2 separate regions of the Homo sapiens genome follow, and region 1 is linked to region 2. Evidence: chromatin contacts called from ENCODE Hi-C or POLR2A ChIA-PET data. All regions are on one chromosome and are shown on one strand. The core of a region is the stretch at or near the end of the contact, and the rest is flanking DNA. Distances in the headings are between cores, read along the strand shown.

Evidence for each region. A loop is a pair of places that touch in the nucleus more often than their neighbours do. ChIA-PET counts read pairs that join two places held with the same protein, here RNA polymerase II (POLR2A). Pooled maps may share reads with other maps.
Region 1: a loop to region 2 is called in a map of mammary epithelial cell, with 4 times the contacts of the local background. The contact joins two enhancer-like sites. A Hi-C loop is called at or near these places in 4 of 168 maps with a recorded cell type or tissue (PC-3, Panc1, left cardiac atrium and 1 more), 11 of 37 single-sample maps with no recorded cell type and 6 of 50 pooled maps. POLR2A ChIA-PET finds 5 or more read pairs at or near these places in 2 of 52 experiments (MCF 10A and OCI-LY7).

What each region holds. Positions count from the first base shown.
Region 1 is chr6:55,866,031-55,872,385 of GRCh38, forward strand. All of the region lies in intron 1 of BMP5 (bone morphogenetic protein 5), which reads right to left. Among named protein-coding and RNA genes, the nearest start is that of BMP5, 6.4 kb to the right of the region's middle. Within about 2 kb of position 3,121, at least 4 of the 41 ENCODE cell types and tissues checked have a DNase peak (open chromatin) inside an H3K27ac peak, as active enhancers do; they include Panc1 and mammary epithelial cell, where a contact is called at or near this core.
Region 2 is chr6:55,821,200-55,827,883 of GRCh38, forward strand. The region is part of intron 1 of BMP5 (bone morphogenetic protein 5); the gene reads right to left. Among named protein-coding and RNA genes, the nearest start is that of BMP5, 51 kb to the right of the region's middle. Within about 2 kb of position 4,677, at least 3 of the 41 ENCODE cell types and tissues checked have a DNase peak (open chromatin) inside an H3K27ac peak, as active enhancers do; they include Panc1 and mammary epithelial cell, where a contact is called at or near this core.

The DNA.
Region 1 (6,355 bases), core at 1,871-4,370, 43 kb after region 2:
ATTAATAACCTTCATTGCTTCCCCACTAGATAAATAAGTCTTTTGTGTGTCTGCATCAAGGTTATTTGCAGAAGAGCCTACACAGTTTCTGAGTTGCACCCTCTCTTCCTCTTTTAATAATTATATAAGTGAAATTTCCAACTGTAGCAAATTTGATGGAAAACACAAACTGTACTGGAAAGGAGTTGTTCTATTCAGTGTTTCTCTGTGATTGAAGGGCAGGGAGTGGCTCTGGCCTCAAGGTTTAGTGCTTGATTATTTATGAGAACTAAATAGCTGACATACCTGCTCCACTACTAAATTCTGCCTCTCTGAGTCACAGATGGTCTGCCAGAGGAGAATAAAGGTAGCAAAGAAGAAAGACAATAATCCCTATCTACCTCATTCTAACATTATTTATGCCTGCAACATTAACTATGGAATGCGAATGCTGCATGTGAGAATATCATATGATTCCACTCAGAATTCAAAAAAGCTTTAACACACAGTCGTGGATCATCTCAGGAGGTATGGCATACAATTGACAATAAACAGGGATTTGAAAAATATATTGCTCTTCATTTTGCTCTACATACTTGCATATATTCTTCTCGTTCCCATACTGAATTTTTTCATTGGCAATTGCAGTCCGCAGTTCATATTGTGATCTGAAAGTGCTGCTTTTTCTTGTTTTAGGGGCTTCTGTTTTCTGGGTAATTTTTGTTTCTTAATTTCAATTTTCTCTAAAATGGTTTTAATATATCACCTGAAATTATTGACCCATGTACAATTTAAGGATTTTTTCTTTCAGCATGCCATGCTTATATTTACCACTTTATTTCACCAACTCCTGAAGTAATTATCTCTCACACTAAATTATTATTCTCTCTTGAATTTTACTATAAATTAACTAAATAATACAAAGATTAACATATATATCAGTAACTTGCACTGAAATTGAAGTAATTCTAGAACACTTGCTGACTAAACAACCAATGTTTATTTATCTACTTGTGCCAAATATCTTCCATTTGTACCTCAAGATCCACTCTCCACATTTCCCTATTCTGCTATTCTCACCAAAAGACTAACTTTTAGGAACTGCACCAATGGGTTCTGTGGCTCTCTGGCTTTCAGTGAGGGTGAACCAATGGAAGACCAAAGCATATGGTCTGGGTATTTATCCCTTGGTATCTGTATCCCCCCCGCTGAGTATCTAAGGATTAGATGCATGGCATCTTTCTCCCAATGCCACAGTTTCTGTCAGGGCACCTTCCCCACATATCTCTCCTCTGAGCTTTCTGGTAACTATGCCCCCTGCCCAGGAGTAGTGAAGGCTACCCTGCCATCCCAAGATACTATATGATCCCTTGTTTTGCTGCAACAAAACAAAACAAAACCTCTGCCCACAACACTATAAACATTATAACATCATTTAAACTCTCCTAAATAATTCAGTTTGCACATTCTGTCTCTTTTCTTCTGGAAATGCTGATACATCTCAGTGGGTGGGGCAGGCGGGAAGGGATGAATGGGACATGGTTTCTGTTGCCACAACATGTAATCAAACATGTAGGACTAGCATCACGGGCAAGTGACCTGCGCAGTTGCACAGGGTCCCGGGCTTAGAAGGGCCCTGCTCTTGGTGTAATACTCTGCTGCCACCATCTTGAAATTCTTAATAATTTTTGAATAAGGGGCTTGCATTTTCATTTGCATCAGGGTCCACAGATTATGTAGCTGCTCATGCAGATTATCTCAACATTCATCGAGGAAGGTGATCTTATTATCTGCACTTTTTAGATAAGCAACCAGACGCACAAATAATTTAAATAACTTGCTCAAGTTCACGCTGCTAGTAAGCGTGGAATATGGGATTCCAATCCAAGCATTCTGGCTTCCTGTATACTACTCTATTTCTGCCATGGAAGCACAGAAAAGAAAGCAACTAAATTTAATTTATAATTGAACTTTAAAGTCATGTGAGCAGTAATATGCCATGAACTGAAGATTCTGGAGATGGCTGTGTCTCCTATATAGAAAGGGTAATCACAGAGTCAGAACAACAAATAACATTGAACTTTTCATGTCATTATAGCATTAAAATAGCTGAAGGATTTTGTACATGTTAATAAATCTTTTCTTGATTTAGACATGTGTTATAGTCCTGAATAAAATCTAAATAGGATTTACATCTGTTGATCCTGACATTTTAAAACTATTTTCTTTATTCCTAACAACTCCAGGAAACCTGTTTAACAAGAACAATAAAAGTTGCTAATTTTTTTTCTAGAAAGAAATTGAACAAACACAATATTGAAGACAAGGATCTTCATTGTCTTAGAAGTCATAAAACAGCACAACCTCCAGTTTAATTTCAACATCCAACTATTCAGAATTATACAAGGTTTTAGTTTCTAAGAGTTATGTAATATGTATTTAATTCACTGCCTTCCAAGCCGAGGTTAATGCATTCTTTTTGATTTATGGGGTTTTTTGTTTGTTTGTTTTTGTTGTTTTTTTCTCCCCAAACCACTAAAGACCTTTCTTACTAATCTACAAATAGTATTTTTTTCTCTTTTTAAACATTGTACATTTTCATAGATTTTGTTTCTGCCTTTTAAAATTATCATTTATCCACAGCTTCTTGGTCAAGACTCATACAAACTAGGTGTTACTACTACTTGGTTATGCAGATTGTTTTAAACATCTCTGAAAAAGTCAGGTGAATACTCCACCATTATTTTTATCTTACTGTCAGACTTTGTGAGCTGAATCTTAAACATCCCAATCTGACATCAAAATCAAAACAGATCCCTTTTTCCTCTAAATAAATGAGCTGTTTGTCAGGGCTGACTAGTGTGTTTTAAAGGATATCTTAGCCAAGGGTATTATTTTAAGAGATGAGCAAATGGGGAAACCCCACGGCCCAGCCAATAAAATATGAACTTAAGGTGCAAAGAAGCACTCATAAATATTACTTAGAACAAGGGATTCATTGTTTCTCTCCAACCCTTTCAGTGGTTCCTCTGATCTCAGCCCCTCTCCTGTGCGTCAGGGAAGCCTCTTCCTTTAACCTGTGGTTTTTTAAAGCTGAGCTACTACATTATTTATGACTGTAAATGTGAGTAGCTTGTCTGTATGCTCCTTGTACACACATACTGAGACAACCCCCTCCTTCCCCACTTCGGTATTTTAGTGTGTAAGGATGAAAGGGTTTTCCCCTCGAGCTGATGTGGTTGGGGATGTTGAATTAGCTGCTGTTTGGTATGAGGTAGACTGAGGATTTCCCAGCATCTCCTCCACCTGTACAACTGAAAAACCAGCCTTTAATGACTCATTTCATTCCTTTTCTTTCTTTCAGGCTCTTTTTCAAAAATATTTTCTTTCTTTCTCTGTCTCATCCTTATTCCTGTATGCCTCTATATCTCACTCTTCGTCTCTTTATTCTTTCTCATTATCTCTTTTCAAAAAAAAATAATTTCTTCATGGAAGTGACAGAATATTAAATAAGGATAATAAACACAAAAGCTTTTTATAAACTAAACAGGAATGGCATGTTTGATGAGTGTTATTTTTGTTCATTGTTGATTTCTTTTTCTTTCTTTTACTTTTCTTGAAATTTTCCCTTTTAAATGTTATTTTATAAAATAAAGGCAAAACACAATTAAATTCTGTCAATGGGATCCTTAGGGAGAGATGAGGAGGCAAAGAAGAATGGGATGATGGAGAAACAATTACAGGGGATGGCAAGAGCCAGGGCAGCTCTGATGCCCTGGGGAGCTTTTCTCCCAGTGGGTGGAGGCTGCAGTTGGCACATCATAACCTTTTCCTTCTCAACTGGAGAGAAAACAGGAGAGTGTACCTCAATTCTCAAACTGTAACTAATTGATTTTCAACTAATTTAAGCCTCTAGCAAACCAGGACGAAAGGCAGACCCCAGGAAGTGTGGGAGTGGTAAGGAGAGGGGTGCCAAGAGAGCCTGGGGCTACAGAGACCAAGAACAAGGAGGAAAGGCCAAAAAATACTGGGATGAGAAGGGAGGAGGGAGAGTGGTGATATTACAGAAAATGGAAGAATGAAAGGGAAGGAGAGGTGGCAGCTGAGGCAGTCCCAAGTCCTTCTTAGTTCCAGCTAATACGTCTCATTAAACTTTTAAAATTTGATATTTGTGAGTAACCACTACAATTTGAAAAAAAAAAAAAAAGCATTTAATTAAACTATGATTATAACTATCTCTGGCAACCCAGAGTTTGTCTGTCATGCCAATCACTTGATAATCAACCATCTTTAAAGGAGAAAAAGAATCCCGTTGGTCGTGATTATGAATGTGAAGTGTTGTTGAAGAAGAGAGAAAAAGGTCTCCTCACTCAGCAATATTTTTCTCTTCAAAAGTTAAAACTTTTACAGAATGATTGTTGCTTTACCCATTATTAGCATTAGTTACTCCAGGCATAATTTATGAATATATACTATAATGGCTTTATATTATCTTTCCTTCCAACCCATCCCCCTTCAAAAAAAACTTCCATGTGTTTATGGGTGTGTTTATGTTACACAAGTGTTAATAACTCTGTTGGAGAGACTACATAGATAGGCATCTTTAGGTAGATTTGTATATAAATTACTTTCCACTGGGCACTTGATTCAGCCAAAAACAATAATAAATTATCAATGATGTCTTTCAAATCTGTCAACTGAGAACATAAAGCATTTTTTCCTTCCAGTACCAAGAGAACTTAATGATTAGGGTAAGTAGGCAAAAAAGGTTTAGTTTTTGAAAGCGTTTTTCTTTCATGATAACAGACTAAATATGTTTTTATATTTAAAAAATTTAACAACACATTTAAATACTTTTGTGCTTGGAATTAAAACGTATTCTTGAAATACATCTAAGAGAAAAACCATTAATAAACTCAAAGTTCAACTTTTTCCAGAGGAATATGTAGATACAAAGAATAATATAAAAGTAATTTTCCTGTTTTTACTTCCTCTAAAACATCTAGTGTTATGTCATTATGGTGATAATGTCACCAAGTAATCAAATAAAATTGGCTTCTAACTAAAAGATCTTAGAAATACACTACATGTTTTATTTGTGTAAACAAGAGATAAATATTGTAAGCAAATTATCTAATCATGTCTTTAACTTGTACTGGTATTTAATACATATACTAACACTTAGCACTTTTGACAAAGAGATGGTTAAAAAAGAAAATAAAACTAAACAGAAAAACATTTTTATTACTAACAAAATAATATTATATTGACCAAGCAAAAGTTCCACTGATATTCAACAGTTTTAGGGAAAAAGCAAAGAATTCAATCTGTAAAATTTAATACTATGAGACTGATAAAAGTGGCCTAAGAATAATGAATATGATCGAAGGAATATTTCTCTTCACACAGTTAATAATTTATATTTGTTTCTTCAAAATAAACGAGTCACTAAAATAAAGGTTAAAATGATATGTTTGGTTTCATATTCAGATGTCTGCATGCCTTAGGCAATTTATTTACTTTTTATTTTGCTTTTAGTAAATTCAAATCTATTTTTCACTTATGAATATAAAGCTAATCTCATCTGAATTTTAAACAGTAGGTATTCTGTTAAACATGATTCTGAGTTTGGATTAAGTTTAATTGTTCTTCGTGACCAAAACTATGTTGAAAAAAGAATTTCTGAATGGCAAGGTACCTGTGGAAAATCCATTATTTGACTTGAAAAGGACAACACACAAGCATTTTTTAAAAGGATGCTACTAGATCCTTTTTATATAATTCTTCTAATTATGGGAAATGTCAACAGATTCTTTTCACATATTTAAATATCCAGGTGACTTCCTCAATACAAATCCCTTGCCTACTACTAATGTGACTCATTTGTACTTAGTCTCAACTATATGCATGTCTTTTAAGACAGTGAAAAAATAAAATCTAATCCTTTTTAGTCTTATAAGAACATGAAATAAACTACAGGTAATATTTGCTAACGGATATTACATTTAAAAAGCACTGGCACTCTTATTGCAGCTAATAATGTTATTACACTTTCACCTTTTCTGAGTATGCTTATTTATTTATTTGATTATAAAAGAAATGCAAAAGTTGAAGCTTTTTACTAAGCAGTGATCAACTATAAATCTTGAATGTATTTGAAGGCATGATCAAAGGATAATTAAACTGTGGTTTAATTTTCCTTAAAGTCTACCAAGAAAAACTCACCTAGTATCAGAATCAGTTTGTCAGTAATTTCATGTAAGACATTTAGTTTGGAATTATTAAATAAAGAAGAAACAACATAGTTTGTTATTGAATATAAAGCACTACTCAGAAGTTCAAGCATGATAAAAATAAACACACAGTTTCTCTAAAG
Region 2 (6,684 bases), core at 3,427-5,926:
ACATTTGAAGCTCCTGACAAAGGAACCCACAATGCTTTGCCTTCATCCTCCATAATAATCTCTGGTTTATTTTCCCCAGAAAAGTGGAAGGTGGTTCAGGAGAGAGCAAGAAGCTGATCCTCACCTCCATCTCAGAATCTAAAGCAGGCATACAGAAAAATGTAGCTACATTTGGGGGCATATTTTTTTAAATTTTATTTTACAGAAACCCTGGACTCAAGCCATCCTCCTGCCATAGCCTCCCAAGTAGCTGGGACTACTATAGGTGTTCCCCACTGCACCCAGTTGGAAGCATTTTTGTCCTGTGGATCTTGGCAAGGATGATGCTCTTTGGCTCTCTGACTACAGTAACACCACCTCACATGATTCATAAAATTATTCTCTTAAAATATCATTATCTTGGTCCTAAGAAAGGTCCATTTCCAGAGAGATTATTAATCAATTTTTCCTAAATAAGGACAAAAAACCCATTTGTAAGATGTTATTTTGGTCCATAATTTAAATCTTGTCTCTGGTGATAGTGCAGACTGCCATGATAGTGCAGACTGCACACTCCTCCTTCCTCTCCCTTTTGTCCATTTGACTGGGCTGTGTGAGAGTGGAAGTCTAGGGGAAGAAAATGCCTGCTACCTAAGTAGCTAGTAACTGATGTGCATGTAAGAATGCTAAAACTAGCCACAACTTTTGCTTTCAGGGAACTAAATCTAACTCACTGTATTCTTATTTTCTTATCCTAAATTTAAATGAAGTAGATGACATCATGTGACCATATCTAAATAGCATTTATATGCCAGACTATATTCTCAGTATTTTATCATCTTATTAATATTAACATATTCTGCCTCATAACAGCCTACAAGGTAGGTTCTCTTATTATCCTCATTTTAGAAATGAAGCAACTGTGGAAGCATGGGGAATAAATACCTTACCAAAAACTTTGAACCCAGGCATTTGGTGTCACCAATCCATGGTTGTTAAATGTCAGGATATGCTGCGTCTGCTAACACACTATGGCTTTGTCCTATTTTGTTAACATAGACCTAAAATCTTGTATTTACAAGTCCAAAATCCAAAACATTCTGAAAACTACGAGTTTGTTTTCAAGCTCTTTTGACAGAAGAACCAGAAGTTAACTGACATGAAGTGATTTAAAGTCTCTTTTTATCCCAGTTTCTATAAATATTTATTGCTTTGCTGCAGAAATTGTCATGTGTTGGCCTAGGTGGCACTGTCCCAGACCCTGCTTGACAAATACTATACTTCATGATATATGCACCAACCAGCCATTTGAAAATATATTTTCTCCATTCTGAAGGTCAATATTCATAATTCTAAGTGATAACAACCATTATTCATTTTTTCATTAATATTAAATTGTATATTTAAAATTTTAACCAAAAAGCAACAAGTATAGTCCTAAAAATAAAGGCTAAGACATGAGTTTGCTAGGATCCAACCTAAAGTGTGCACCTGCTTAATGCAGATGAGTATTGAATTCATGTTATGTAATCTACCGTTCTGGAATCCCCTGTGAGATGTTAGTGTAATAAAGTAGAAAGCTAGAATTTCAGCCATTATTATAAAATTTCAGTTTTCTAATCCAAGCTATTTAACTTAAACCCTTAAGGGGACTCATTTTCAAAGAGTTTAATAAAATTTTATATTAAATATACCACACAGAACGAAGTTGCATTGCAGACTTGTCTGGTGATTCAAATCCTTATATCCTACTGCTTTGAATCATAATTGCAACAATAAATTCCATGGGACATATTGGAATGAGTAATGGAATAAGACTTACAGCCTAATGATGCCCACAAATATTCAACAATGTAATCTCAGTTACCTCAAACAGTAACACTAGGGAGGTGGCAAATATTAATATCCCTGACTTAAGAATAAGAAATTGGGTGATGACAGCTACATAGTAACAGATGTCTGTCTCCTAAAGTTTATTATAAATCTTCGTTCAATACCTATACCACCTACATAATGACATCCTACTGTTCTGCACTTAGAGGCTAGTTCATTGTTAGTTTAAACAATGTCTTTCAGCAGTACACAAAAAAGTGAAGAACAGAATAAGGAATTTGATCACCAAAAAGTATATAGCATCTAACACATCACAATACATAATCCAGAGAAATCTTTTAATAAATATTAATTGAATGAAAAATTGCATGAATGGGTCAAAATCTAGTCATCTCTTTCCACTCAGCAACTCCTGCTGCATTCCCCCTTGGCTGAAGCCATGGTAACTTATTTAAGTATCATTTGTGTGGTACATATTTCATTTAATCCCCGTGACCCTACTTAAGTCCACTAGTTTTATAACTTGTCAAAGAGCCCAAAACTTGTAATCGAAAGATAACAGATTTCATCCCAGGATTTCAATTTCTAAGCCCTCATTAACACAGCCGGAGTGTGTTTTTCTGAATATTGTTTTGTTTTGTTATGTTTTCAATCTAATTATTTCTTGGGAAAGTTGACCTTGTTTCAGTGCTTTCGTTATCCTCTCTCCAAAGAACCCTTCCCCTTCCCTTTATGATGCTCCCATAATAAAGACATGCCATTCTTTCTGGACTCAGTTCATTCTTTTAGAACACACCTCCTCCTATCTTTATCTTAGCACATGTGTTTTTATTCACTTATTTAATATTGATTACATTTCTTATCTAAGGAATATTTTATGAATAAACAAATGATTATATAATTTGAGTATTATATACTATATATGTTAATGTAACATCATACTTTCACTACAACCATATGTTGAAATTTAATTATAGCTTTTAATTTTGACATAATTGTGATTCACCGGCAGAATTCCTTCATACCCAACCTTTTATTTACCAGAGCTGCTACCAAAATCAAAACTCCCAAAGTAGATGAAAAAGAACAAACACACACATTTAACACTCCTTAAATGTCAGCTTTTTAAGAAAGATCTTTGTCTTATTCACATTGTGACAAATTTGGCAAATATTAAGCATTCTGTCTTTCTGTATATTACAGTATGCTATAACCTACTGCAGTGGTAAATGACTTGGGAAGGTTAAAAGATACACAAGTAAATGAGAAGAAAAAAAAACAGAGAAGTGTATACTATTATTGGCTTTGAGATTCATGTATTTGGCCCTTTTAATTCATTCCTTAATGTATATTTTACATCAACCAAATACCATGAATTTCCAGAATCTTTACCAGTATTTCCAGTAAAATCTGTTTTATCAGATATAGATACACAAGACTCCATAAAAGCCCTAAACACATTCCCTCTTTGGTGGTGAAAAAGCATCTCTTAATTACCATATAAAAACAAATAAAACAAGACAAACAAAAAGGCAGAAGGTTTGGCTCATTTAAGCCAGACCCAGACTTGTTAAAGGGGATAGAAGGACACAGAGTAAAGACACACTGAGATCAGGGGTTAATGCTTTTTTTCCTAGTACCATCCCTTATCTCAGACCAAAAATGACATTTCTCTCGTGTGAGAATAGAAAGAGTGTTTAGTAACAAACACTTGTGTCAATCAATTTGCTTCTAATAATTGTATTTAAAAGGAGACCACAGCAGCCTGTTCAAATTCTTACATGTGCTGACCTGTCTAACAAGACCAAGAGGGGGGTGCATTTTGCAAACAGCCATACATAGACTTCACTAATCCCAGACTCTTCTCTCGTTGTCATTTATGACACACACGTTTTGAAGATTTCCAGGTGTAAGCCATTTAATATCACCATAAAAATGAAAAAAGGAAACTTTACAATGATACACTTTATGGATGGAGGTGTAGATCATCCCAAATATTATCATGTAAAATTATTCCATTCAAATAAGTCCATCAACATAGGGTTGTTTATTTATTAGAGCTGATGGTTGCCAACAGCGCTCTCTAAAAAAATTAAAACAAGTTGCTTTCCTATACCCACACACACATACACAAACTCACAGAAAATAAAACATCAAAACTTCAGCAAAACGTATGCATTTTACCACCCAAATCACAAACACAACAATGATGGTAAACACACTTCCTTCTGCTTCTAGGGAGCAGGTTTCTTTGTGTGTACTCCAAACTATGTGAAATTACAGAGCTATCTAGAGAAATAGAAAACTCAACTGCACTGCTAGAAGAAGAGAAATAATTTATTATTATATTTTGGTTTAAAAAGTGGTAACATCAAAGCATACAAGATGTAAAATATGAATCAAATTATTCACATCCCATGATTAATGGACTGATAGTGAAAAGAAGCAGAATTGCCTTTATATAAGCACCAAACTATGTCCTAAGTGCTCTGAATTGTCAAAGTTCTGCAAAGGTTAAACTCTGTTTAAAACACACACTGAAGACTTTTATTGTTGAGATACAAGTTAACAGAAGTTAATGACTGATAGAAGTTGTTTTTTTTTTCCTCCCAAGCAGATATCTCTCTGAATGACTTTATCACTAATAGAAACTGGATGAAATTGTCCTGGGCTAAATATTTTCATGTCTACATTATCTGAAGAGTAGAATTAATTAACAGAGGATTACAGTTTTATCTATGTAGTGATTTATCTGCAGTTTTAAGGAGATGCATTCATGGGCAATCAGTCTTAATCTCCCACACAAGAGCTGTAACTTGGAAGACACAAATAGCAGCAGTAGCTGTAAGGCAAAGATAGCATTCTCCCAGGAGCCTAGCCAGCTGTTGAAAGAATACAGATCATTGTTTGCTGCTGAGTGCAAAAAATCATTAAGAGATTACTCATAGAATTATTACTAATCTGTGTTGCATTGTAAAAGTGAAAAAAAAGCAATGATATCATGTGACTACCAAGATGCATCACTTTCCAAGATATCCTTCGCTAACTAGTCCACCAAAAAACATAAACCTAGTTCTATAAAGACTTATTTATTGGTCAGTGAAAGAATATGTACATGTTTTCCATGAATGGATAACCATTCCAGAGAGTGTGGCAAACTCCAGATTCCAGAAGTCTTAAGAGCCTGTTAATACACAGTAATATGTGACCTGAATGAAAGAAAATTGTCTCCCTGAATGTTTTGTTTCAAAGGATAATTTCAATTGACTTTCAAATTTTCTACAGTTATTATCCTCTTACTCATAAATATTTCATGAATACAGTTTTATAAAGAAGCAAAATCTCAAAGAATTATTAGATAGTTAAATAATTGTAATATTCTACTATAACTAAACAAATTGATTTTCAAAATCAATTTAAATATAATGCATATAATTTTGAAAATTAAGACATTTAATTGTTGATTGAATATTAGTTTACTTTAAAAATATAATAGTTTAGAAACAAGAATTAAGCCTTACATAAAGCTCTAAAATTAGAATGAAGTTGGTCTCAAGGTGTTCCTGTTTTCTTTAAATTAGGCCTAGCAATGAGCTTTCAGTGATTATTTAGAATACTGTAATGATAACAGCTATGCATACCAAGCATTGGTATGAAAATTATATATTTAATAATTAAATTAATAACAAATAAACAATTGTAGCAATAAATTAATTAATGAAGGAGTTAATATAATTAATAAATTTTAATTTTTTGTTTCTTCCCTAATTTGATCCAACAAGGTGGAGCTTCCATTATCTCCCTCATGGTACAGATAAACAATATTAACTTTCTCACTGTCACAGAGTTAGTTATCACAAAGCCAGAGATAATATCTAGGTCTTATTACTCCTAATATTCTTTGCATGAAAGTTTCAACTAATAACAACTGCTACATCTGTCTCAGGGCAAAGTTTTCCTATTCCATTCCAGAACAATGTTTCTGCTTTAGCCTTACTCCCAAGCTCCTATGCTCATTCTTAGCGTGCTCTCTCCTCCTATGCATTTAGTTTCTTCCTTTTTCCTCTACCTTAAGTCAGTGTTGTGGAGACAATAGAACACTGGGAACACACTTGCAGATGAACAAAGTTGGGTGTATTGACTTGTTTCAGCTTGTATTATGAGATGGATGCCACAGCAAATCTCAGTAAAAGGCTGTTAGAAAGGACTCATTAGGATTGTTAAGTAATATAGTAGAAAATTCTAAGAGGAAGGGTTTTCCTCTGACCTGAGTGCTCTTAGGAAGCAGAGGTAAATTAATCATTTGGTATCTTAATATAATTTTCTAGAAGCTAGATGTCATTGTGGTTTTTTTAAAAATGTTTGTTATTATGGAGTTAAAAAAAAACCTGCAGGCTAGGTTCCTACAACAGTGGATAGATAAAAAATAGTTGTATTTACTTGACATCTTGTTTATATATTGGTGGAACACGTAGCACATATTTGAAGGTTCACAAATTGCCAAGAAATATCAGTGTAATCAAATTTACTGGTTCTTACAAATTTTTTTTAAGTCTTAAAGTCATTAAGTTATTTTTATCACTGAGGATAACAATGCATTCCGAAGTATACACATAGTTTACTATTGTTTTTATTATGAGCATTTTAGAAAGGAAAAATTATTAAGTGAATGTTAGAAGCAAATACACATCTTTTTGAGTTAAACGTTAATATTAAATGTCAAAAATTAGCTTAGAATACCCACAAAGGGTGGTACTTGACTGATTCATTCTGTATAATGAAAAATGGTTAATGATGAATGAGTATATTTACTACACAAATAACAGATTTCAATGACACTATGTACAAATATTTGAGAATGTTTTGTGTTTA